Regions from separate parts of the Homo sapiens genome. Here region 2 is linked to region 1. The links are chromatin loops, found by intact Hi-C in ENCODE. Cell type or tissue: CD4-positive, alpha-beta T cell. All regions are shown on one strand. Links, peaks and the distances in the headings refer to the core of each region. The heading gives the core; the rest is flanking DNA.

Region 1 (12,043 bases), core at 2,656-7,655:
GGCCCTGACGCGGGCGCGCTCCTCGCATTCTTCCGTTGGGCTGGGAGGCTGGAGGGCAGGCGGCGGCGGCCGCGCATGCGCCGGGAGCGGCCGGAGCTGCGGGACGCGGAGGGCCGACTGCGCCTGCGCGCTGGTTGCCTGGTTACGGCGTGGCCGCGGGCACCGAGCGGCGCCGGAAGTTGGTCGATGGCTGCCGCCAGTCCCTGGCCAGCGTCCTGGGGTTTCCCCGACGCATCCTCTACTGTCCCTTCGCTCTGCACAGAGGCCCGGGCAGGGAGGGGCGGCCCGGCCACCGCGCGGAGCCGGGTGTCCGCCGACTCGCAAGGGGGACGCGCGGGCTCCTCGTCCCCAAGCTCCGCCCTGCGCCTTTGCTGCGCCGGGCCCTCCCAGGCCCACCCTGGCCCCAGCCCTGCTGTCCTCCCGGGGAGGTGCGGCCTACTCGGTTCGTTCCCCCGGCCGCCAGCCCCACAGGGGCGCTGGGGTCCCAGCCTTGGCTGAGTGCACGTCGGTGGCGAGTGGGCCCGGGCGCTCGGGCGGCCAGAGCGACCCAGCGGAGGGGTGAGGCGGGTAGGCGCTCCTGTGCCTGCCACGGCCAGGCCAGGCAGCATCCACGCCCTCCCGCGGAAGATCGCAGGGAACAGGTGGGCACTATCCTCTGTGCCCTCATTTTTCGGAGGAGCCGAGGGAGGCTGAGCGGTTGAGGAAGCGGCCAGCCATGCCGGGCCCACTCACCTGCACACCTGCCTGGCAAGGGCAGGGAAGAGCCGCGGCCTTCCTCTGCTGCTCCTTCCAGAGGGCAGGCGCCGTGGTGGGGGTGCCCGCCCGATGGCATCGCGGGAGGCTGAGCTCCCAGCAGCGGCTGAGGTCCTCCCTGGGTGGGAGCCACCCTTGTCCCCAGCTGGGCCGGCGGCTGGTGAGGGAGGGGGTGATATCCGTGCCACGCCAGCAGGGCCGCAGGCGGTGCAGGGAGAGCTTCAGTCCGGCTGACGTGGCACCAGGGCCAATCTGCTCAGCTAACATTTGCCTTTCAGGAGTCAGATTCCTGACCTGTTTGAACAGAGTTAGGGAGCACGTGGTAGGGCCCAGCCCCAGCCCCGCTGCCCCCATCTGCTTCTTCCCAGTGGTCGAGGCGCTCTGCACCCTCCGCGGAAGGAGGTGTCATTGTTTGCCCTTTCCAAAGAGGGGGATGCAGAGGTGGATGCTGCCTCTCAGGCGTGGGGCTCGCCTTTTGCCGCTCGCGAGTTCAAAGAACCCAAGAGCCAGGAGCCCAGGGCTCGACCCTCTAGGGTCCTCCGAAACCCTGTGGTCCCACCGGGGTGGGCACTAAGCTATGGGAGAGACCATAGCTGCAGAAACCAACCCTGCCCTAGGCATAAAATGCAAGGTCTCTGGACCTCAGGGCAGGGATGTTAGACAGCGGCTTCTGTTGGCTCCTAGGGGTGTGAATCACCACATCACCTGCAGGGGGCGCGGCTGTCTTTCTTCCCCCTCTTCTCCCTAATCCTGAGTGCACGGAGACAGCTCTCAGCAGTTTGTAGCCTGATGTGGAGTGGAGGGTTCCTGCACCCTACACCCGAGCCCATCCAGCCTCTGGGCCATAGACCCTTCCGTTGAAGGCCCAGCCTGCCCCTGAGACGCTGTGTGCCCTTTTTCAACTTCCTTAGTCTCTGAGCATCAGGTCTTCATCTCTAAGATAGAGCAAGATGAGCACCTAAACGTTTCAGGGCTGAAATGGGGTTGCCAGGACAACAAGCATGGCAGGGGCGAATGGGGACATCAGGTGACTGACTGCGAGCCAGCAGAGGCCTCCACCCAGTGCTGGGAGGTGTCCCGCCGGTGGTGGCCATCACTATTCCTGGTGGGGCTTTGCTGCTTTTGCCTGCAGCATCCGCTGGTTTCTCCATTCTCCAAGTCTCTGCCCCTGCTCACACCTGGAGGCTGGACACAAGTGTCACCACTTCCCTGAACCCCCCTAGGTGGGCTGGAATCAGCATCTGGTGCAAAGCTCTGTGACCACTGCTGTACCACATTATGCAGAGCACACAGGACAGGCTGGTGCACCTCCAGGCTGTGCCAGGAAACCCGCTGCCTTTGCGTCACCACAGCCTTGGTCACAGCGTGACCTTGGTGCCTCCGACGGGTCAGCTCCTCCCATTAGCCATGCTGTCCAGCACGGGGGCCGCTGGTGCTTGCTGTGAGACTGAGCTGGGCTCTGAGTGTAAACTACATGGTAGGTTGTGAAGGATGCAAATATCGAATCAATCATTTTTTATTGCATATTAAAATGACAATATCTTGGATGTATCAGATTAAACAAAATACTATTTAATTTTATTTCACCTGTTTCTTTTGTTTTTGACATAGCTGCTGGGAAATGTAAAACTCCACATGGGGCTGGTGTTACATTTCCACTGGACAGTGTTGGTCTAGAAGGCAGGCACTCAGCACCCCTAGCCTGTGCTTATAGCCTCCTATGATAGGGGCCTGAAATGCCAGAGGCTGATGGGTGGACCTGGCTCTTTGCTGACAACTGGCGGGCCAGTGGCGGTCCTCCAGGGAGCCCCCAGCAGAGCAGCAGTCTCAGTGAACGCAGGACGGCCCCTCACTGTGAGCTTCTGCTCCTCTTTCCTACCTGGTGTAAAATAGCAGTGGCGAGTATGTCTGGGTGCTTGTGGAGGTTTACTGGGCAGGCCTGCTCCCTGCCGGACACTGTCCTCAGCCCCTGACACAGACCCTTAGTCCTGGACGCTGAAGCTGGAGGCTTGGCCTGGAGAGAGGAAGGGGCAGTCTCTGTGAGACGGTTAGCTGGGTGGTCCAGGCAAAAAAACATATGAAGGCCTCCAAGGTGGAGAGCACTGACACGGAGCTCTTCCTGGAGGAGGAGGGAATAGGGCTGGGAAGCTGGAATCAGGGGAGAGGAAGCAGATCTGGAGGCAGGGTCCGTAGAGTTTGTTCTGTGGCGTTTGTTCATCAGGCCCCTGCAGGGGTTCCCTGTCAGCATGCCACCAGGCTGGCCAGAGGGTGGGCCAGGCTTCCTCTTCTTACCCTCATAGAGGAGAGGAAGTCACCTCTGTGAGGGGAAGGCCAGACCCCCAGGGCCATGGTGGGCAGTGTGGAGGGAGCTTCAGTCCCACTCACTTCCATGCACAAGGCCTGCCAAGCACACAGCATAGGGTCCGCAAACATGCTCACCACGCTGCCACCCCCTTCCCGTGTTCTACTCACCTCTGAGCCCCACCCTAACCTGGAGTGCTCGCCCGGTGTGCTCGCCAGGGGTGTGCAGCGAGACAGCACTGTCCACTTTCTAGGCCTTCCCAGGGCTGACATGAGGCTGAAGGTGCATCCCCGCCCTGGCACATGTGCCCTTGCTCTCGGCTGCTGGGGAATGGGTCCCACAGCGCCTCCTCCCAGCACAGGCAAAGGCATCTCCTTTTGGGCGCCCACCTGGCTAGCAGAGCACAGGTAAGATGGCTCCAGCAATGGTGGGCTAACTACCGTGTGTCCAGCTGTACTGCAAGCTTCCAGAAGTCAGAGACCCTCAGCCACTACCCAGGTGTTCAGCCTTGGGCAAGCTACCTGGCCTTTCCAAGCCTCTGCCTCCTCCCCTGTAAAAGAAGGTGACAGCCTTGCCCTTTCCCGGCCTCCTGCAAGGACTTCCTGGACCTGACCTCACAGGGTGGCAAGCGTATCCTCCACACCAGGCCTCCCCGGAGGCACAGGGCACATTGACGGCATTGCCAGCAGCCTCGTTACTGCAGGAGCGTCATGCTCCTCATCTCCAGCATCTTCAAGCATGTTGGGCACATAGCAGGTCTCAGAGAACATTTTTCTGGAATCATTGAGCCAAGTACTTACCATGTAAGGTGCTAAAAAGCACTAGGAATGAAGCAGAAAGCTCAAGGCTGATGTCGATGTCACAGTAACCTGGGACCGCAGGCCCCCAGGGCCACAGGAGGAACTGCTGGCTGTCCTTGAGCTGAGGCAGGGTCTTGGTAAGCTCACGAGTCCTCTATCCCCAAACCATGCACAGATGTCTGCTGAGTCCCTGCTGTACCCCAGGCACTGCTAGGAGCTGGGCTGTGGCCGTGAGACAGACAAGCCCAGACTCTGCCTCCGGGGAACATGGATGCTGGCTGGCCACAGAGGTGCCCATACAGAGGGCACCATGCAGTGTCTGCTGGGGACAGGCAGGAGGAGAAGGAGCATTTCTGGCTGAAGTGAACAGTCCACATGAGGCTTCTGCGGGGTGAGCGGCCAGTGGGCGTAGGCTAGTGTGGACTCTGTAGGCTTGCTAAGAGACCCGCAGGTGGTGTCTGGAAGTATAGGAAGCTTCCAGAGGCTTTTCAGCCAGGAGCGATGCAACCAGTTTGGGCCCCAAAGGCTCTCCAGGTTAGGGTTCGAGCTAGGGGCTAGGGAGAGCCAGGGCCCAGGAGGCAGCCTTGGGTGGCCTAGGAGAAAGAGGCGCTGAACCCAGGAGAGTCCCCAAGAACCCGGGAGAGTCCCCGAGGGCACAACCCCAGCACAGCACGGGGTTCACACACAGCAGGCAGGAGACAGTCCTGAGCATTGAGTGATGATTTAAGTGGTGGACATGGACTTGGTGGCCTGGGGACTGTAGATAGGGAAGAGAAAAGGGCCCGGGTGGAGCTGGGAAGAGCTCCAGTATTCGATGCCAGGCCAGTCGTGGCATTAACTCCTGGCAAAGTATCCGATGCCAGGCTGGCCATGGTATTGACTCCTGGCAAAGTGGCCCAACAACCCCCTTCTCCCCTCTGAGCAGCCGTCTCCCTGTCTGAAAAGTCACCAGGCTGGATGGCATCAACTCTACAGGCCTTCCTGCTCCTCTGAGGGCAGGTGACTCCTCGTGGTTTGACACGGACCGGGAATCACATAGCCCTGGCTCAGTGAATGGGCGAACTTGGCTAAGTCGCCTAACCTCTTTGAGCCCCAGCTTCCTCATGTGTAAAACAGGATAATAGCAGTGTCGCGGGGGATGGCCCTGGGCGTGGGGTGAGGGCCATTTCTGCCCTGTGGTCACTCGGGAGGACCTGTGGGGCGCTGGCAGAGCAGTGCCACCAGGGGGAGGCAGAGAGCCGCCTCTGAGTCGGCCAAAGTAACAGGTGCACGCTTGCCAGGTGAGGTTGCTCCCATCTGTCGTCTCAGCATTTTGGGAGGCCAAAGTGGGAGGATCACTTGAACCTAGGGGTTTGAGACCAGCCTGGGCAACATAGCAAGATTCCATCTCCACAAAAAGAAAAAAAAGTAAAGTTATACACTTTTCTTTTTTTTTTTTGAGACCGAGTCTCACTGTATCCCCCAGGCTGGAGTGCAGTGGTGCAATCTCAGCTCACTGCAACCTCCTCCTTCCGAATTCAAGCAATTCTCCTGCCTCAGCCCCCCCAAGTAGCTGAGATTCTAGGTGCCCACCATGGTGCCCAGCTAATTTTTGTATTTTTAGTGGAGAGGGGGGTTTCACCAGTTGACCAGGCTGGTGTGGAACTCCTGACCACAGGTGATCCTCTCGCCTCGGCCTCCCGAAGTGCTGGGATGACAGGTGTGAGCCACCACGCCTGGCCGTAGTTATAACTTTTCTAAGGTTCATTTTATTAAATGGAAAAATGCCAAACAGAACGACAAAGGCTGTGGTAGAATGTGCACGTTTGTGTGGACCCAGGGCACATTTTCACCAGAAAATCCCGTGCGATAGAGTGGAAGATATACCAAAAGCCACAGCAAATATCACGCGTGACTCCGCAGAAAATTATAGATTCCTAACAAACACTGAGAGTGTGTCCTGTGCTGTAAGGTCCAGGGATGGGCCACAAGTTCAAGGTTGTGTGAAGAACAACGGAAACCCACCTCTGAGGCCCTGGGCACCTGGCACCTGTCGTGTTGGGCATGAATAAAGCTTCGCAGCTCAGTCCTGCAATCTCCATGAGCCTAGACTTGTCCATCTTAAAATGTAGACGGTTAGGACACCTGCTGAAGGGGCCGCCAGGCTTAACTGTGCCAACACGGCATGCAGGTGGAGAACAAAGAATGCGATTGAAAACCTCCTAACGATAACAAGAGCTGTTCCCTTTCTGAGCCCTCACCCCATGCCCAGCGTGCACCAGCAGCTCACCATCGCAGGCCCAGGGCCAGCACCCAGGTCCCCACTTGACCCACGAGGACACTGAGGTACAGCAACAGCCAGGACAGCAGCCGCCAGGTGGAAAGCAAAGACACAAAGCAGCCAGATCGGGAGTCACGTCGGGGCAGGCGACTGAGGCGCCACCCAGCCACCTTCAAGATGCAGATTGAAGAACAGCCTTTCCCAAAGCTCGCTCACTCACTGACCCTGCGTCTTCGTCTGCAAAGCCTGAGTAACGTGGGAGGCCCTGCAACGCCCCCTCTGAGAGACCTCCACTAACGCCAGCACTTTTTTTTTTTTTTTTTTTTTTTTTTTTTTTTTTTGTGAGAGTGTCTTGCTCTGTCGCCCAGGCTGGAGTGCAGAGGCATGATCTCTGCTCACTGCAAGCTCCGCCTCCCAGGTTCACGCCATTCTCCTGCCTCAGCCTCCCAAGTAGCTAGGACTACAGGCGCCTGCCACCACGCCCGGCTAATTTTTTGTATTTTTTAGTAGAGACGGGGTTTCACCGTGTTAGCCAGGATGGTCTCAATCTCCTGACCTTGTGATCCACCCGCCTCAGCCTCCCAAAGTGCTGGGATTACAGGCGTGAGCCACCACGCCTGGCCAACGCCAGCACTTTCAACGCACCGGGACCAAGCTGGACCCGGTTTTGTTTTGAAACACTTTTACTTTTGCAGACGAATACGTCGGTGTCCCACCAGGAACCGCTGCTGGTGGATGCTCACCACGGGAAACAGCCGCGTGACGCTCCCCCTTGTCTGCCTCTGCCCAGTGCTGCCCCCTCCAGCAGAGCTCCTCATGTGTGGTTCGTGGATTTGGGTCCACGATGAGATAAGGAGCCACACAGAACGAAATCAGTCCACCGCTGAGCACGCAGTTGAGCCCCACGGACACCCTTTGCAAGTGAGACTTTTGGGATGAAGGCAGCACAGGCCTGTCGATCCCTGGAGCAGCCCGGGGGCTACGGCACCGTGCTTCCCTCTTGGATGGAGGCAGCCCTGCCTGCCGGGGGCCTGATTTGTGGGCCCTGATGAGTTGGTGCCTCCGGGCTCTTGGGACCCTCCTTTGCTCTATCCAGAGGGACGCAGCGCCACACTCGGGGTTCACGCCGGCAGCGGCGTGGAGTGAGTCACCAGGCTGAAGATACACTTGGTGTTTTCCTGCGCTGGGTGGAACTGTCTGGAGCCCCCTTGGCATCCTGCTGAAGAGTCCGAATCTGGACGTGAGCCTCCTGGAGATACTGAACACCTTTTAAAGTGTGGCCAGGCCCAATCTAGGGTGCTGTGAGTGTACTGTACATCCTGGGTTTCAAAGACACAGTACCAAAAACAAACAAACAAAAAGAATATAAAACATCTCATTCACGGCCGGGCGTGGTGGCTTACGCCTATAATCCCAGCACTTTGGGAGGCCGAGGTGGGCCGATCACGAGGTCAAGAGATCAAGACCAGCCTGGCCAACATGGTGAAACCCCCTCTCTACTAAAAATACAAAAATTAGCTGGGCGTGGTGGCAGGTGCCTGTAATCCCAGCTACTCGGGAGGCTGAGGCAGGAGAATCGCTTGAACCCGGGAGGCGGAAGTTGCAGTGAGCTGAGATCGCACCACTGCACTCCAGCCTGGGTGACAGAGGGAGACTCTGTCTCAAAAAACAAAAAACAACAAAAAAAAACTCATTCACTTTTTATGTTGTGTTAAAATAATATTTTTGATATATTGGATTAACTAAGCTGTAGTATTAATATACACTTTGCCTGTTTCTTTTTACCTTTTTAATGTGGCTACTGAAATATTTAAAGTTGCATATGTGGCCAGGCGCAGTGGCCCACACCTGTAATCCCAGCACTCTGGGAGGCCAAGGTGAGGAGAGGACTGCATGAGCTCAGGAGTTCGAGACCAACCTGGGCAACAAAGTGAGACCCCATCTCTGCAAAAAATAACAAAAAAATTGGGTGGGTGAGGTGGTGTGCACCTGTAATCCCAGCTGCTAGAGAGACCAAGGTGGGAGGATCACCTGGGCCCAGGAGGTTGAGGCTGCAATAAGCTATCATGGCACCACTGCACTCCAGCCTGGGTGACAGAGCAAGACCCTGTCTCAAAAACTTTTTTTAATTAAAAAAAAAAAATAACATATTGAGGTGAGACTCACAGAACCTAAAATTAACCACTTTAAAGTGTACGAGTTAGGCCAGGTGCAGTGGCTCACGCCTGTAACCTCAGCACTTTAAGAGGCCGAGGCGGGTGGATCACTTGAGATCAGGAGTTTGAAACCAGCCTGGCCAACATGGTGAAACCCAATCTCTACTAAAAATACAAAAAAATTAGCCGGGTGTGGTGGTAGGGGCCTGTAATCCCAGTTACTTTGGAGGCTGAGGCAGGAGAATCACTTGAACACAGAGGCGGAGGTTGCAGTGAGCCAAGATCACGCCACCACATTCCAGCCTGGGTGACAGAGCGAGACTCCGTCTCAAAAAAAAAAAAAAAAAGTGTCCGCGTTATTGGCATTTAGTGCACTCGAAGGGCTGTGCACGCACCACCTCTCCCTGGGCCCAGAACATTTGCGTCACTCCAAAGTAAAACCCCGGGCCGTCTTCATCCACGTCCCTACAAAGGACATGAACTCATCATTTTTTATGGCTGCATAGTATTCCATGGTATATATGTGCCACATTTTCTTAATCTAGTCTATCATTGTTGGACATTTGGGTTGGTTCCAAGTCTTTGCTATTGTGAACAGTGCCACAATAAACTAAAACTTAAAGTATAAAAACAAAACAAAACAAAAAAAAACCCCGGGCCGTTTAGCAGCCACTCCCCTTTCCTCCTCCCCCCGGCTCTGGGAACCATCAATCTACTTTCTGTCTCCATGGGTTCGGTGACCACAGGCACCCCATAGAAATGGAGTCACTGCACCTGCGGCCCTTTGCGGCCGGCACCCTTCACTGAGCACCGTGCTTCCAAGGCTTGTCCGCATGGTGGGTGTCAGCGCCTCCTTTTCTACGGTGGAATCATATTCCCTCGTGCGCATTCGTCAGGGTTCTTCCGGCAAGCGGAGCCCATAAGACGTGCCACTGGAGAGGTTATTGCAGGGAATTGGCCACACGACCTCGAGGCCTGCAGTTCCCAGGGTCTGCAGTTGCAGGCAGGAGGCCTGATGGCGTTGCGAGTCCGAAGGCCGGTGGGCTCCAGGCCCAGGAAGAGCCCACGTTTTCAGTCCAAGTCTGAAGGCAGGAAAAGACCAATGTCCAGTGCAAGCGGTTGGGTGGGAGGACCCCTGGCACTCGGCCTATTGTTCTCCCCAGGCCTCAGCGGACCGCACGGGGCCCACCCACACTGGGGAGGGCGGACTGCCTTACCCGGGCTGTGGATGCAAATGCGAACCTCATCCAGAACACCTCAGAGACACACTCCGTTTGGCGAAATGGCCCGGCCAAGCTGACACTAAGGTTCACCGTCACAGCAGACGGTTTTGCTGACCCGTCGTTGGCAGTGGACGCTCAGGCTGTCTGTGGCTGTACTGAGTGATGCCGGGACAGCAAGTGGCCACGTGCGTTTGTTTGAGTCCCTGTTTTCACTTCTTTCGGACAGACCCCCAGGAGTGGAATTTCAGGGTGCTGGGAGTTTTATGGGCAGGACTCCGGCTGGGTCACCCCCTTTGAAGACAAGAGTCAGGCCACTCACTGCAGTTCCACGGTGGCCCCTCCTGGTCCTGGTGCCCAGCGCTGGCTGGCAGACGCAGCCCCCAGCCATAGTAGAGGCCTCGGGCTCACATCCCTCCTTGGAGAGACTGGGCCCAGGGCAGGCAGTGCTTTGCAATCCAAAGAGGGATCTCAGACTCCCCACCGCTCTGGTTTGAAGCCACTGGCCTGCCCTGAAGGTCTGGGGCTGGGCAGAGGCCCAGGCAGTGGGGAGAGAAGGGGCCCACCCTTGTGTGAGGCTGGCAGCTCTATTCAGGGGCAGGGCCCCAGGACCAGGCCGCCTCTGCCTCGCTCAGCCAGTTCCTTAGGATCACACAACTTTCCAGACTCTGCCACGACCCATGCTGCCCTGCTCATAGGCTTCGACAGCTCCCTTTGCCCTCCTATAGGGGCCAGAGTCCTCCCTGTGGTCTCCAGCCCGTAGAGGGGTCATGCCACTGCCTCAAGGCCCTCCCTATGCAGCCCCCTGCCTGCTGCAGAGCTCCCTGAGGGGCTGTCCCCAGGATGGCTGGGTGGGACCTTCATCCCTCCGAGGCTGAGAGGAGAAGAGCCCCGAGCTGCCAGGAGGGCCAGACTCACGCATGGTGTCCTGGGAGCCGTGTCACCCCAGGCACGAGCCCCACCTCCCATAGGGCTGCAACCCCCTTGCTGCTGTGTGTCCATCTCCCTACAAAGGGCCTGGACCAGGCAGGCTGCAGACACCATGGAGTCCCTGGAGGCAGCGTGGTCCCCACACCCCCGTGGGCCAGGACTAGGCAGCCTCACCGTCACTCTCCCAGCAGAAGGGGCCCTCGACTCCTGGCTCCCTCAGAGCATAGCAGCCCTGCCTCCCTCCCAGAAAGGGAGCCAAAGGCCAGAGCAGAGGGGAGTGGAAGCCAGATCACCATCAGTATCATTTTTATTGCAAATCAGTTAACAAAAAAGATGAAAAAAATACATCATCTACAGTTCCTCATGTAGATCACTTTTAAAGTCTTTTTCTGTAAACTACACTCTATTTTATAAAACACAGTAAAAATCAACATCTTGGGACGCATCTGGTCATGCCCCCTGGGGATGGCACCACGCGGCCCCCGTAGAGCCGGGGGAGGCTGCCCTGAGGAGTGCAGGCGGCACGGCAGCGGAGCGTCCCCAGTGCATGGGCGGCTAAGGCTCCCCGAGCTGAGCCAAGTCTGACGTCCCTCACTGGCATGACACACAACAGACTCATTCATTAAGATTTTTTAAACAAAATCCACCTTTAAAAACATATTTACAGACATTTTTTCTGCCATAGGCTATACTTGGTATTGCAAAAATCTGCTCCTCCCAAACTAGGAGGGGTGGCCCAAGGGCAGCCCCCGCCTCCCTCCAGCCCCTGCCCGACCGCATGCCCCCTGCCAGGGCTGCGGGGACAGGACCAAAGGACGCAGCCCACGGCGTTGCACAGCTCAATGTGCCCGGCTCTGGCAAGTCTCCTACAAAACACGGGAGCCCACGGGGGGTCGGGTCCCGCGAGCTGGGGCCCAGGCTGTGTTGCTGGAGCATCTTCTTCGGAACCTGGGGGACACTGTGCAGGCTGAGGTGCTGGGGCCGCCACCGGGGTCAGCCCAGGCAGTGTCTTTCCCCAGAAAAGGGTAGGATGCCTCCGTGTGTGACCCAGGCAAGTGCCACAGTCCACACATCTCATGTTTGACATGCATGATGCCTACATTTCAAGAACGGGCAGGGGGCCGGGGTGGTTCTGGAGGGACCAAGAACTTGTATAACCAACGAACAACTACATAATACTGAACCTGAAACAAAGATTCATGATTGGTACCATGGGTGCACTCTTGGCATACACACTCCGAGAACACATTTTCACAAGCATGCTTGCAAGAAACCATCTAAAACACATGGCAACATCTAACCCATATGCTTTCACTTGTTTCCTATTTCAGATGCAAATTAATCCGCGTGCGGAAGGTGAGCCAGCTTTGCCTCCGTTTGCCTCTGGATGCAGCTTCTCCTAACAGGCAGGTGATGCTGGTGGAGCGGCCGGGCTGGCTTGGGGTTGGGTGGGCGTCGGGGAAAGGGCGCGGCCTGGACGCCCCAGGAGCTTTTTGGACTATGCTCGTTCAACTTCCCTTCTCCAACATCATTTCTTTTTGGATTTTGAAAAAAGGAATCAATAAATAAATGGCATTTATAAATCATGAATCTTTGTTTATATTTTATAAACACAGAAGAAT
Region 2 (12,043 bases), core at 6,024-11,023, 300 kb after region 1:
ATCTCCTCCCCGTCTCTCCTACTTGCATGTCCATTTATAGGCTCTCTGCAAGAAGAAAAATATGGCTTTTTTTGCCCGAACCTGCAGGCAGTCAGACCTTATGGTTGTCTTCCCTTGTTCCCTAAACATTGCTGTTATTCTGTTCTTTTTCAAGGTGCACTGATTTCATATTGTTCAAACATACATGTTTTACAATCAATTTGTACAGTTAACACAATTATCACAGTGGTCCTGAGGTGACTTACATCCTCAGTTTACAAAGATAACAGGAGTAAGTGACTAAAGTAAAGACAGGCATAAGAAATTGTAAAAGTATTATTTGGGAACTGACAAATGTCCATGAAATCTTCACAATTTGTGTTCTTCTGCTGCGGCTCCAGCTGGTCCCTCCATTCGGGGTCCCTGACTTCCTGCAACATGCTGGCATGCACCTGTAGTCCCAGCTACTCAGGAGGCTGAGGCAGAGAATTGTTTGAACCTGGGAGGTAGAGGTTGCAGTGAGCCAAGATCGCTGCCACTACACTCCAGCCTGGGCCACAGAGCGAGACTCCGTCTCAAAAAAAAAAGAAAGAACTGGAGGCTGACACAGGCCAAAGAAGCAGCTCAGGCTGAAATTGAACAGTACCACCTGCAGAGGGAGAAAGAGTTGAAAGCCAAGGAAGCTGCGGCACTGGAATCCATGGCACTGGCAGCACCAAAGTGGAGAAGGAGACCCAGGAGAAGATGACCATCCTCCAGACCTACTTTCCTCACAACAGGGATGAAGTCTGGGATAACCTCTTGGCTTTTGTCTGTGACATTCAGCCAGAAATGCATGAAAACTACCGCATAAATGGATAGAAGAAGAGAAGCACCTGTTCTTTGGATAGGCATTTTAGATGCCCTCATGAAATATGAAGCTTTAGCATAGCTCTAGTTATAGTCTTATGAAATTATGAAGGGGACCTGCCCCTCCACACCTGCGGGTATTTCTCACCAGGTGGAGATGAGAGACTGAGAAAACAAATAAGACACAAAGACAAAGTATAAGGGAAGAAAAGTGGGCCCAGGGGACCGGCACTCAGCAAGTGAGGAACTGCACCGACGCTGGTCTCTGAGTTCCTCAGTATTTATTGATCACTAGCTCTACTATCTCGGTGAGGGGGACATGGCAGGACTATAGGGTAATGGTGGGCAGAGGGTCAGCAGGAAAACATGAGCAAAGGACTCTGTGTCATAAATAAGTTTAGGGAAAGGTGCTGTGCCTGGATGTGCACGTAGGCCAGGTTTATGTCTGACTTTACACAAACCTCTCAGTGCAGTAAAGAGCAGTATTGCCGCCAGCATGTCTCACCTCCAGCCATGGGGCAGTTTTCTCCTATCTCAGTAAACAGAATGTATGATTGGGCTTTACACCAAGACATTCCATTCCCAGGGATGAGCAGGAGACAGATGCCTTCCTCTTATCTCAACTGCAAAGAGGCCTTCCTCTTTCACTAATCCTCCTCAGTACAGACCCTTTATGGGTGTCAGCCTGGGGGACGATCAGGTCTTTCCCTTCCCATGAGGCCATATCTCAGGCTGTCTCAGTGGGGGGAGACCTGGACAATACGCAGGCTTTCTTGGGCAGAGGTCCCTGCGGCTTTCCGCAGTGCACTGTGTCCCTGGTTAATGGAGAATGGAGAATGGCGATGACTTTTACCAAGCATACTGCCTGCAAACACATTGTTAACAAAGCACATGCTGTATAGCCCTAAATCCCTCAAACCTTGAGTTAACACAGCACATGTTTCTGTGAGTACAGGGTTGGGGCTAAGGTTACAGATTAACAGCATGTCAAAGCAGAAGAATTTTTCTTAATACAGATCAAAATGGAGTTTCTTATGTCTTCCTTTTTCTACATAGACACAGTAACAGTCTGACCTCTCTTTCCCCCACATTTCCCCCTTTTCTTTTTGACAAAACCACCATCATCATCATGGCCCATTCTCGATGGTCGCTGTCTCTTCGGAGCTGTTGGGTACAGCTGCAGACTGACAACAGACAGAAGCATTAACACGAAATTTACGATAGCGGAACTTCCGAGGGTTTTAACCCAAGTGACAGGGTTAAGACTTGTGAGGCCGGCTGGGCACGGTGGCTCACGCCTGTAATCCCAGCACTTTGGGAGGCCAAGGTGGGTGGATCACGAGGTCAGGAGATTGAGACCATCCTGGCTAACAGAGTGAAACCCTGTCTCTACTAAAAAAATACAAAAAAATTGGCTGGGCGTGGTGGCAGGCGCCTGTAGTCCCAGCTACTCAGGAGGCTGAGGCAGGAGAATGGCATGAACCTGGGAGGTGGAGCTTGCAGTGAGCCGAGATAGTGCCACTGCACTCCAGCCTGGGCGACAAAGTGAGACTCCGTCTAAAAAAAAGAGAGAGAGAGAGACTTGTGAGGCCATCAGCAACTCCCGCAATTGCCTCAGTTCCTGGTACCAAATTTAAATGGGCTTTTGATGCTTCAAAAATTTGTTCTTTTAATATCACCATTCTGTTCATCTGGCGAGTCAATGGTGCTCAATTGCGGTGTCTCTGTCTCCACGGAGGCGTTTTTCTTTGCATCTCCGATGGGTTCATTGTAGAACTTTAAATGTCTAGTGGGTATCCAAACAGGAAGCTGATTTTCTCCTGGTGAAACACAAGCAAAACCTCTCCCTCACGTTACCACCTTCCCTATTTCCCATGTCTTATTTTTGTTGTCTTTCCACCAAATTAGTTTTCCTTCATGTGGGCTGTTCTTTTTACCAGTAAGATGTTGTTCTGCAGAGGTAGTAGTCTGATTTCTATAAAGGTTTAAAAAATTTAAAGTATAGAGTGCTAGGTTAAGTTGCATCTGAAGAGTGATATACTCCGTACTGTCTCCCTCTTTTCTTTGTTTAACCAATTGAGTTTTCGGTGTTCTATTAGTTCTTTCAACTATGGCCTGTCATTGGGAATTATAGGGAATTCCTGTTGTACGTGCAATTTTCCACTGATTCAAGAATTTTTGGAAAGCTTTACTATAGTATCCTGGTCCATTGTCAGTTTTAATTTTTTCTGGAACTCCTATGACAGCAAAAAAAGAAAAATAAATGTCTTTTAACATGGGAAGTACTTTCTCCTGTCTGTCAGGTTGCCCACATGAAATGTGAATAAGTATCAACTGTTACATGAACATATGACAATCTTCCAAATGAAGGAACATGCGTGACATCCATTTGCCATAACGCATTAGGACGCAGACCTCTGGGATTAACTCCTGCCTCCTGAGTGGGCAGGTGTAGGGCTTGACACCAGGTGCAGTGTTGTGCAATACTTTTTGCCTGTTTCCATGTGATATTAAATTTATTTTTTAAACCTGTTGCATTTACATGACTCAAAGCATGAAGTTCTTGTGCTTTTGTGAATGCAGATGATACCAGTAAGTCAGCTTGCTCATTTGCTTTAGTTAAAGGCCCTGGTAAATTAGTGTGTTCTCAAATATGAGTAATATAAAATGGGAGATTTCTTCTTCTCACAGTTTGTTGTAATAAATTGAACGGCTGGTTTAACTGATCATCCATGCTATGTTTGATTAGGGCTGTCTCAATATCCCTTGTGGCCTGTACTACAGATGCAGAATCTGATACAATATTAATAGGCTGATTAAAATCTTGTAACACTGTAATGACGGCAACCAACTCTGCTCTTTGAGCCGAATGATATTGAGTTTCAAGGCCTCCTTCTTTTGGCCCAGTGTAAGCTGCTTTTCCATTGCTGGAACCATCAATAAACACAGTCAGATCATTTTCTAAAGGTTTATGTCTGGTAATTTTAGGTAAAATCCAAGTAGTCAGTTTTAAAAACTGGAAGATGTTTGTTTTTGGGTAATGATTATCAATAATTCCCACAAAATCAGCAAGACCAGTCTGCCATGCACTAGAATTGATAAAGGCTTGTCTAAACTGTTCCTCGTTTAAAGGAACAATGATTTGTCTGGGTCACTTCCACACAATTAGATTATTCGTAATCTTGCCTGACCAATTAATGTAGCCATTTGATCCAAGTACAATGTAAAAATCTTAACTGTACTGTGAGGAAGGAATGACCACTCCACAAGATCTGTATTTTGAACAATGATGCCTGTTGGAGAATGTGCAGTAGCAAAAATCAAAAGTTGGAGTGGAGCCAAGGGATCTAGTCTATTTACTTGTGCTGATCGAATTTTCTTCAAATAATTTGGAGTGCAGTGGTGCGATCTCGGCTCACTGCAAGCTCCGCCTCCCGGGTTCATGCCATTCTCCTGCCTCAGCCTCCCAAGTAGCTGGGACTACAGGCACCCGCCACTGCGCCCGGCTAATTTTTTGTATTTTTAGTAGAGCTGGTGTTGCACCGTGTTAGCCAGGATGGTCTCGATCTCCTGACCTCGTGATCCACCCACCTTGGCCTCCCAAAGTGCTGGGATTACAGGTGTGAGCCACCGTGCCCGGCCTCATTTAATATTTTTAATGTATCTTTTCTTATTTCTATTTTTTGTGGTTTAATTTTTCTATTTTCTACCTGTATCCCTAAATAATGAAAAGGAGTTGTTGTTTGAATTTTATCAGATGCTATCATCAGTCCTGCGTTGGCAACCTCTGCTTGTAGAAATGTGTAACAGTCAGTTAATTTATCTCTCATTTCTGAAGCACATAGAATATCATCTACATAATGAACAATATAACAGTCTGGAAACTTGTCTCTAACTAGTTGAAGAGCTTGACCTACAAAAGTCAGACAAATAGCTGGGCTGTTTAACATTTCCTGAGGTAACACTTTCCACTGAAACCTGGTGGCTGGTTCCTTATTATTTATGGCTGGTATAGTATAAGCAAATTTTTCAAAATCCTGCTTCACCAGAGGAATGGTAAAAAAAAGCAATCCTTCAGATCAATTATAATTAAAGGCCAATCTTTGAGGATCATGGCTGGAGAGGGCCATGAGGGCCAGAGAGGGCGGGTTGGAGAGGCCCCCATGGGTTGAATTATGGCGTTAATGGCTCTTAAATCATTTAGCATTCGCCATCTGCCGGATTTTTTCTGAATTACAAACACAGGAGAATTCCAAGGCGAGAATGAAGGCTCAATATGTCCCTTTTCTAATTGTTCCTTTGCTAATAAATGTAAAGCCTCCAGTTTTTGTTTTGGTAGCAGCCATTGATCTACCCATACAGGTTTTTCTGCTTTCCAAGTTAATGGAATGGGTTTTGGAGGCTGTACAGTGGCCGTCCCTAAAAAGGATAACCTATTCCCTTTTTTTCCTTGATTTCCCTCAGCCTCAATTGGGACTTCAATACCATTTTCACTCTTTCCTAGTCCGTTTTCTGGTACATGTCCCATTTCAGTCATGATTTTTTGACTCATGGGGCTGGATAATGGAGCGGGCATACTGATTTCCATACTCCATTGTTGTAATAAATCTCAACCCCACAGATTAACAGGAATTGGAGTAATCATTGGCTGAGCAGTACTTTTTTGATTATCTGGCCCTAAACAATGTAAAATCATAGTACTTTGATACACTTCTGAGGCAGTGCCTACGCCCACCAAACTTGCAGCCATCTTTTGGCCAATTTCTTGGCCACTGATGCAAAACAATGATAGAGACATCCGCCCCAGTGTAGGGTCCAGCCCTACAGGACCTTGTGGGTTTCCTCTTCATGTGCAGAGATGAGAGATTGTAGAAAGAAAGACATGAGACTAAGGGATAGTAGGAAAGACAGCTGGGCCCTGGGGCCACTACCACCAATGCGCGGAGTCCGGTAGTGGCCCCGAAGGCCTGGATGCACTGCTATTTATTGTATACAAGGCAAGGGGGCAGGGTAAGGAGTGTGAGTCACCTCAAGTGATTGATAAGGACAAGCAAGTCAAGTGTCCACATGACAAGGGGACTTTCCCTTTGTGGTAGCTGAAGCAGAGAGGGAGGACAGCAGACGTTAGCATATCTTCTATGCACTTATCAGAGAGATCAAAGACTCTAATACTTTCGCTAATTCTGCTACTGCTATCTTCTAAGAACTTAAGAGAAGCAGCAGGTGTACAGGCAGAATATGAAAGTGGACAAGGAGCATGACCACTGAAGCACCACAGGGAGACGTTGAAGCCTCCGATGACTGCGGGCAGGCCTGGGGAATGTCAGGTCCCCCACAAGAACTGGTGGAGCAGAGTGCTCGCTAACTCTCCCAGGGAAAGGGAGACTCCCTTTCCTGGTCTGCTAAGTAACGGGTGCCTTCCAGGCGCTGGCGCTACCGCCAGGCCAAGGTCCGCTGAGTAACGGGTGCCTTCCCAGGCACTGGCGCTACCGCCAGGCCAAGGTCTGCTGAGTAATGGGTGCCTTCCCAGGTGCTGGCGCTACCGCCAGGCCAAGGTCTGCTGAGTAACGGGTGCCTTCCCAGGCACTGGCGCTACCGCTAGACCAAGGTCCGCTGAGTAACGGGTGCCTTCCCAGGTGCTGGTGCTACCACTAGACCAAGGAGCCCTCAAGCAGCCCTTATCTGGGCGTGACAGAGAGCTCACACTCTTGTCTTCTGGTCACTTCTCACAATGTCCCTTCAGCTCCTAACTCTGTATGGCCTAGTTTTTCTTTGGTTATAATAATAATACAAAGGTTAATACAGAAAACTAATGATTGATAATATCCATATATAATCATCTCTATATCCTATTTCGAATATAACTTTCTCTTTTCCTAACTATTTTCTTGATTATACTGGAACAGCTTGTGCCTTCAGTCTCGTGTCTCGGCGCCTGGGTGGCTTTCCGCCCACACCCCAGGGTCTACTAACCCTTCAAACTGTTTTCCCTGAATAATGGCCTTACACACAGGTCTGCTTTCTGAGACCTGACTTGCCCAATATGCAGCCTTTCCTGCCAGATCAGTGCTCCCAAACCCTCCTGTTCTTTTTGTCTCACTGTTTCCAACCTTAATATAAGGCAGGAGTAATAATTGAGCAATTCCGTCTCCTGGACGGGCACTCCAAGGAATTGAGGAGCTAATAACCAATTGAATTTCACCTTTGTAATCTGTATCAACCACACCAGTATGAATTTGAACTCCCTTTAGATTTAAACTTGATCTTCCTAAGATGAGTCCTACAGTCCCCTCGGGCAGTGGGCCGTATACCCCTGAGGGGATTTTTTGTGGGGGCTCCCCTGGAAGCAGAGAGACTGCTGGTATAACACATAAATCTACTGCTGCACTGCCGCTTGTGGCGGGGGACAATTGTTGTATTGTGGTAACTGGCCCGTTCCCTGAGGCACTTGTGACAGTGGAGGTTGTTGTCCCTGAAAACCCTGAGGAACAAAAGGCTGAATCGGGAACGCCCCAGTTTGTTGCGAGGCCTGAGGCTGGCCCCTCTTCCAGTTTTCCGACAATGGTTGCCCATTTTTATCAAATTTAGAACGACATTGATTAGCCCAATGTTTTCCTTTTCCACATCTTGGACACAGGCCAGGTGGCTCTTTATTTTTGGCTGTAGTAGTTTGATTTGTTATATTCTGTTTATTTAAGACTGGGCAATTCTTTTCTAAATGACCAATTTGACCACAATTATAACATTTTCCCTCAAATGTTCTAACTTGTCCTCCTAAAGCAACCCCAGTTTTTGCTGGAGCCATTAGCATAGCTTTATGCATAGCCCCTCCAATTCCATCATAGGCTTTTACATACTCTGAGACTACATCTGACCCTGCTGGGACATTCCCTTTTAATGGCTTAATGGCTGATTGACACTCAGGATTGTCGTTTTCGTATGCCATCAACTCCACTATGACCTTACGGGCATTCTCATTGGCCATTGACTTTTGAGCAGCATCTTGGAGCCTTGCCACAAAATCAGGGTAGGGCTCTTTAGAGCCTTGTCTTATTGTATTGAATGAGGGGCAGGTGGTTCCCGGGTCTTGGATTTTTTTCCCAGGCTCTAAGGCAGATAGCTCTAACTTGCTCAATGGCCACATATTGTATTATTGCTTGTTGATTAGTAGTGCTCCAATTTTGACCTGTTCCTAATACTTGATCTGCATCTGTGTTAACTGGAGGATTGGCAGCCCTATTTTTTCGGACCTGTTCTTGTGTCCCATCAATCCACCAGGTCTTAAATTGTAAAAATTGAGGTGAGAGTGATGATTTGGCCAAAATCTCCCAATCATAAGGAATGAGTCTATGTCCATGAGCAGTGGAATCTAATAATGTTCTTATATAAGGGGAGTTGGGTCCATACTGTTTTACTCCCTCTTTCATGTCTTTTAGCATTTTCATAGAAAAGGACCCATTTCTGGCATCAGCTCGGGGAGGCGCTCCCTCTTGGGCCCCTCTTCCAGGTGGTATGGGTTCTAATATTACCGGGGTCTGCCACGCGTCAGTATCCCCTTGTTTTGTCTTTTCAATAATTTTATGTAATGCACGACCCTGTCCACTAGGTGGTGCTGTAGGATTACGTCTCATAGTGGGCGGCTGCGGCTATAGCGCCCTGCCCTGCGGTGCTGGAAACATCCTGGCCATCCATACTGATACTCTGGGGGCGGCCGATACTGAAGTTTGGCTGGCGGCCAGTATTGATAGGCTACCGGCAGTTGGGTCTTATTTTCTACCAGCTGATATTGTGGATACTGCATCTGGATTGGCATTGCTGGGATAGAGACTCTTTCCTTTTCTATTTGATATTCTCTTGGGGTTTGTACTTGTCTAACCTGCATTTGAGGTTGTAATGTTACAGGCATCTGAACCGCGGGAGGAGGAGTTGATGGCCATCGTGGTTTAGACTCTGATGGCCCCAATAATTCTGGACCTTTTCCCCCCAATTTTAGTGGTCCAGAATATATTACCTCCTGTAATTGATTGTAGTCAACATTTTGCGCTGACCGAGGCATTACAGACTCTGCTACATATTTACAATGTGAACTTTCCGTTCCTTTCTCGAATTCTGTCCCTGCCTCTTCTTCACAATCTATTACACAGCTTTCAGGGGCATCAGAAACTGAAACGCTATCTTCTCCTGTTTGAAATGATTCTAAAGCTGCTTTAATAATGGCCCAATCATTCCATACTGTAAGTGGGATGATTTTACCTTCCCTATTTGCTTGCTTTAATTCTTTGCCAATTTTTTCCCAATCTTTTAGATCTAAAGTTCCTTGTTTTGGAAACCATGGGCAGAATTGTTCTATTGTTTGAAATAGTGTAATTAGATTTTCTGTAGAGGCTCTAACTCCCCCTCTTCTTAAAAAAATTTTAATGAAGCTGAGATAAGAGGCATATTTACTTTCAGTTTGTCCCATTGTTACCCTGGGTTCCTCCGAGTGCACAAGCTTACCGCGAAGCTGACCACGGACGTACTCGTTTTGTCCTAAACTATCACACCATAGCGTATCTTCACCTTACAGAACGGAACCCACGATGGGTGCCAGATGAAGGGGGCCTGCCCCTCCACACCTGTGGGTATTTCTCACAAGGTGGAGACGAGAGACTGAGAAAAGGAAATAAGACACAAAGTATAAAGGAAGAAAAGTGGGCCCAGGGGACCGGCGCTCAGCAAGTGCGGACCCACGCCAGCACTGGTCTCTGAGTTTCCTCAGTATTTATTGATCACTAGCTCTACTATCTCGGCGACGGGGATGTGGCAGGACTATAGGGTAATGGTGGGGAGAAGGTCAGCAGGAAAACATGAGCAAAGGACTCTGTGTCATAAATAAGTTTAAGGAAAGGTGCTGTGCCTGGATGTGCACGTAGGCCAGGTTTATGTTTGACTTTACACAAACATCTCAGTGCAGTAAAGAGCAGTATTGCCGCCAGCATGTCTCACCTCCAGCCACAGGGCGGTTTTCTCTTATCTCAGTAAATAGAATGTACGGTTGGGTTTTACACCAAGACATTCCATTCCCAGGGACGAGCAGGAGACAGATGCCTTCCTCTTATCTCAACTGCAAAGAGGCCTCCCTCTTTCACTAATCCTCCTCAGCACAGACCCTTTATGGTTGTCAGCCTGGGGGACGGTAAGGCCTTTCCCTTCCCACGAGGCCATATCTCAGGCTGTCTCAGTGGGGGGAAACCTGGACAATACGCAGGCTTTCTTGGGCAGAGGTCCCTGCGGCTTTCCGCAGTGCACTGTGTCCCTGGTTAATGGAGAATGGAGAATGGTGATGACTTTTACCAAGCGTACTGCCTGCAAACACATTGTTAACAAGGCACATCCTGCACGGCCCTAAATCCCCTAAACCTTGAGTCAATACAGCACATGTTCCTGTGAGCACAGGGTTGGGGCTAAGGTTACAGATTAACAGCATTTCAAAGCAGAATAATTTTTCTTAGTACAGATCAAAATGGAGTTTCTTATGTCTTCCTTTTTCTACACAGACACAGTAACAGTCTGATCTCTCTTTTCCCCACAAATGGCATTAAATTATTTCCATATATTATAGAGTAGGTCCTTCCACATTTTGAAGAGTAGCAAATCTAGCTTTTTTGTACAGACTTATAAATTATCTAAAGACTTCAGCCTTTTTTTTTTTTTTGAAACAGAGTCTCACTCTGTCGCCCAGGCTGGAGTGCAGTGGCACGATCTTGGCTCCCTGCAACCTCCACCTCCCAGGTTCAAGTGATTCTCCTGCCTCAGCCTCCCCAGTACCTGGGATTATAGGCACCTGCCACCACGCCCGGCTAATTTTTGTATTTTTAGTAGAGACGGGGTTTCACCATCTTGGCCAGGCTAGTATTTAACTCCTGACCTTGTGATCCACCTGCCTCGGCCTCCCAAGGTGCTGGGATTACAGGCGTAAGCCACCGCACCTGGCCAAGATTTCATCTTTTTACCTCATATTTCTTAGGAATTTAATGGTTATATGTTGTCTTTTTTCCCATGCCTTTTGGCTCAAGCAACACGTATATCAGTGTTGACTTTTTCTTTCTTTGATCTAGTTTAAAAAAAAAAACCACATAATAATTCTTTGAAGAAAGGAAGGGGTTAATTTTTTTCCCTAGCACTTTCTTGAAGATCAGGGACTTTATCGATGAAAAAGTAGTAAATAGTTATTTGTAACCTGTGTGAAGCAGCAGCCTGACTTGAAGTCCTCCGTTCTTGCTAATGGTTACACCAGTGAATACTAGTGGAATTGTTTGGGCTGATTTTAGTTTCTCTTAATCAAAATTACTAGATGATAGAATTCAAGAACTTGTACATGTTATTACTTGGTGTATCGATAATTATTTGAAAGTAAAGACTCTTTGTCATGCAAAACAAAAGGAGTTTGAGGCTCAGCTACTAAGCTGCTGGTTACAGAACCACTTTGCTAAACAGTGATTTTATACATCCCCACTCCGTGGTGGCTTATGAGAAATTCAATCCCTGATTGTAGTCCTCAAGCAAAATAACACTGACAATCATCAGGCCTCTGCAAGTGTGGGAATGAGGCCCGGCCGGGGGGAGGAGCGCACGCTCTCAGCCACGCCCCGCCCGGTGCCCGCCTTCGCCCCGCCCAGTCGTCGCCGGAGGTCACAGGGCCCAAGCTCCTAGAGGCGTGGCCAGGCCCCAGGCCCCACCCCTCTCCCCTGCGCTCTAGCAGGCTCGATCCATGCTCCGCCCCCAATCCAAGGCCCTGGCCCCTCCGCCTGCACCCGGCAGGACCCGCCTCTTAGAACCCGACACCTCCGCCTGCGCAGGCCCGCTCCCCGGTCCTGTCTCTCAGGCCCCGCCCCCAGGTCGCGTCTCCAAAGTCCCGTCTCTCAGGCCCCGCCCCCAGATCACGTCTCCCAGGTCCCGCCCCCTCCGCCTGCTGCCGCGCGGACCCGCCCTCAGGCGCCGTCTCCTAGGCCCCGCCCCCTCCGCCTGTTCCAGCGCGGGCCGGTCCCTAGGCCTCGCCCCCAGATCCGGGCCCTGCCCCTCCGTCCGTAACTGCGCAGGCCTGTCCTCTGGGCCACACCCCCAGGTTCCCGTCCCGCCCTTCCGCCTGCGCCTGCGCAGGCCCGCTCCCCGAGCCCTGCCAACCATGGTGAACTTGGGTCTGTCCCGGGTGGACGACGCCGTGGCTGCCAAGCAC

What was found. Peaks named below come from ENCODE experiments on the same cell type or tissue, not always from the same donor. Only the 100,000 strongest peaks of a DNase experiment are listed, where the experiment ranks them.
Region 2: a loop joins it to region 1, with 3 times the contacts of the local background. A loop is called at or near these places in 10 of 110 quality-filtered maps.

Annotation. Positions count from the first base shown.
Region 1 is chr9:136,483,734-136,495,776 of GRCh38, forward strand. It overlaps NOTCH1 (notch receptor 1), which reads right to left. Exons shown (of 34, transcript NM_017617.5): 34 at 10,700-12,043. C9orf163 (chromosome 9 putative open reading frame 163) reads left to right here. Exons shown (of 1, transcript NR_172629.1): 1 at 1-2,334. It also overlaps a transcript of SEC16A not described here. Among named protein-coding and RNA genes, the nearest start is that of C9orf163, 6.3 kb to the left of the region's middle. RefSeq lists an enhancer at 1-690 and silencers at 1-419, 5,128-5,177. In CD4-positive, alpha-beta T cell, for the core only: CTCF peaks have their summits at 5,064 (motif pointing right) and 5,264; DNase peaks (open chromatin) are centred at 2,710, 3,233 and 5,088.
Region 2 is chr9:136,779,379-136,791,421 of GRCh38, forward strand. TMEM141 (transmembrane protein 141) reads left to right here and starts at 11,966. Exons shown (of 5, transcript NM_032928.4): 1 at 11,966-12,043. The coding sequence starts at 11,993. It also overlaps the pseudogene ATP6V1G1P3. RefSeq lists a cis regulatory region at 8,325-8,624, an enhancer at 8,532-8,691 and a silencer at 11,353-12,043. In CD4-positive, alpha-beta T cell, for the core only: CTCF peaks have their summits at 8,418 (motif pointing right) and 8,618; a DNase peak (open chromatin) is centred at 8,463.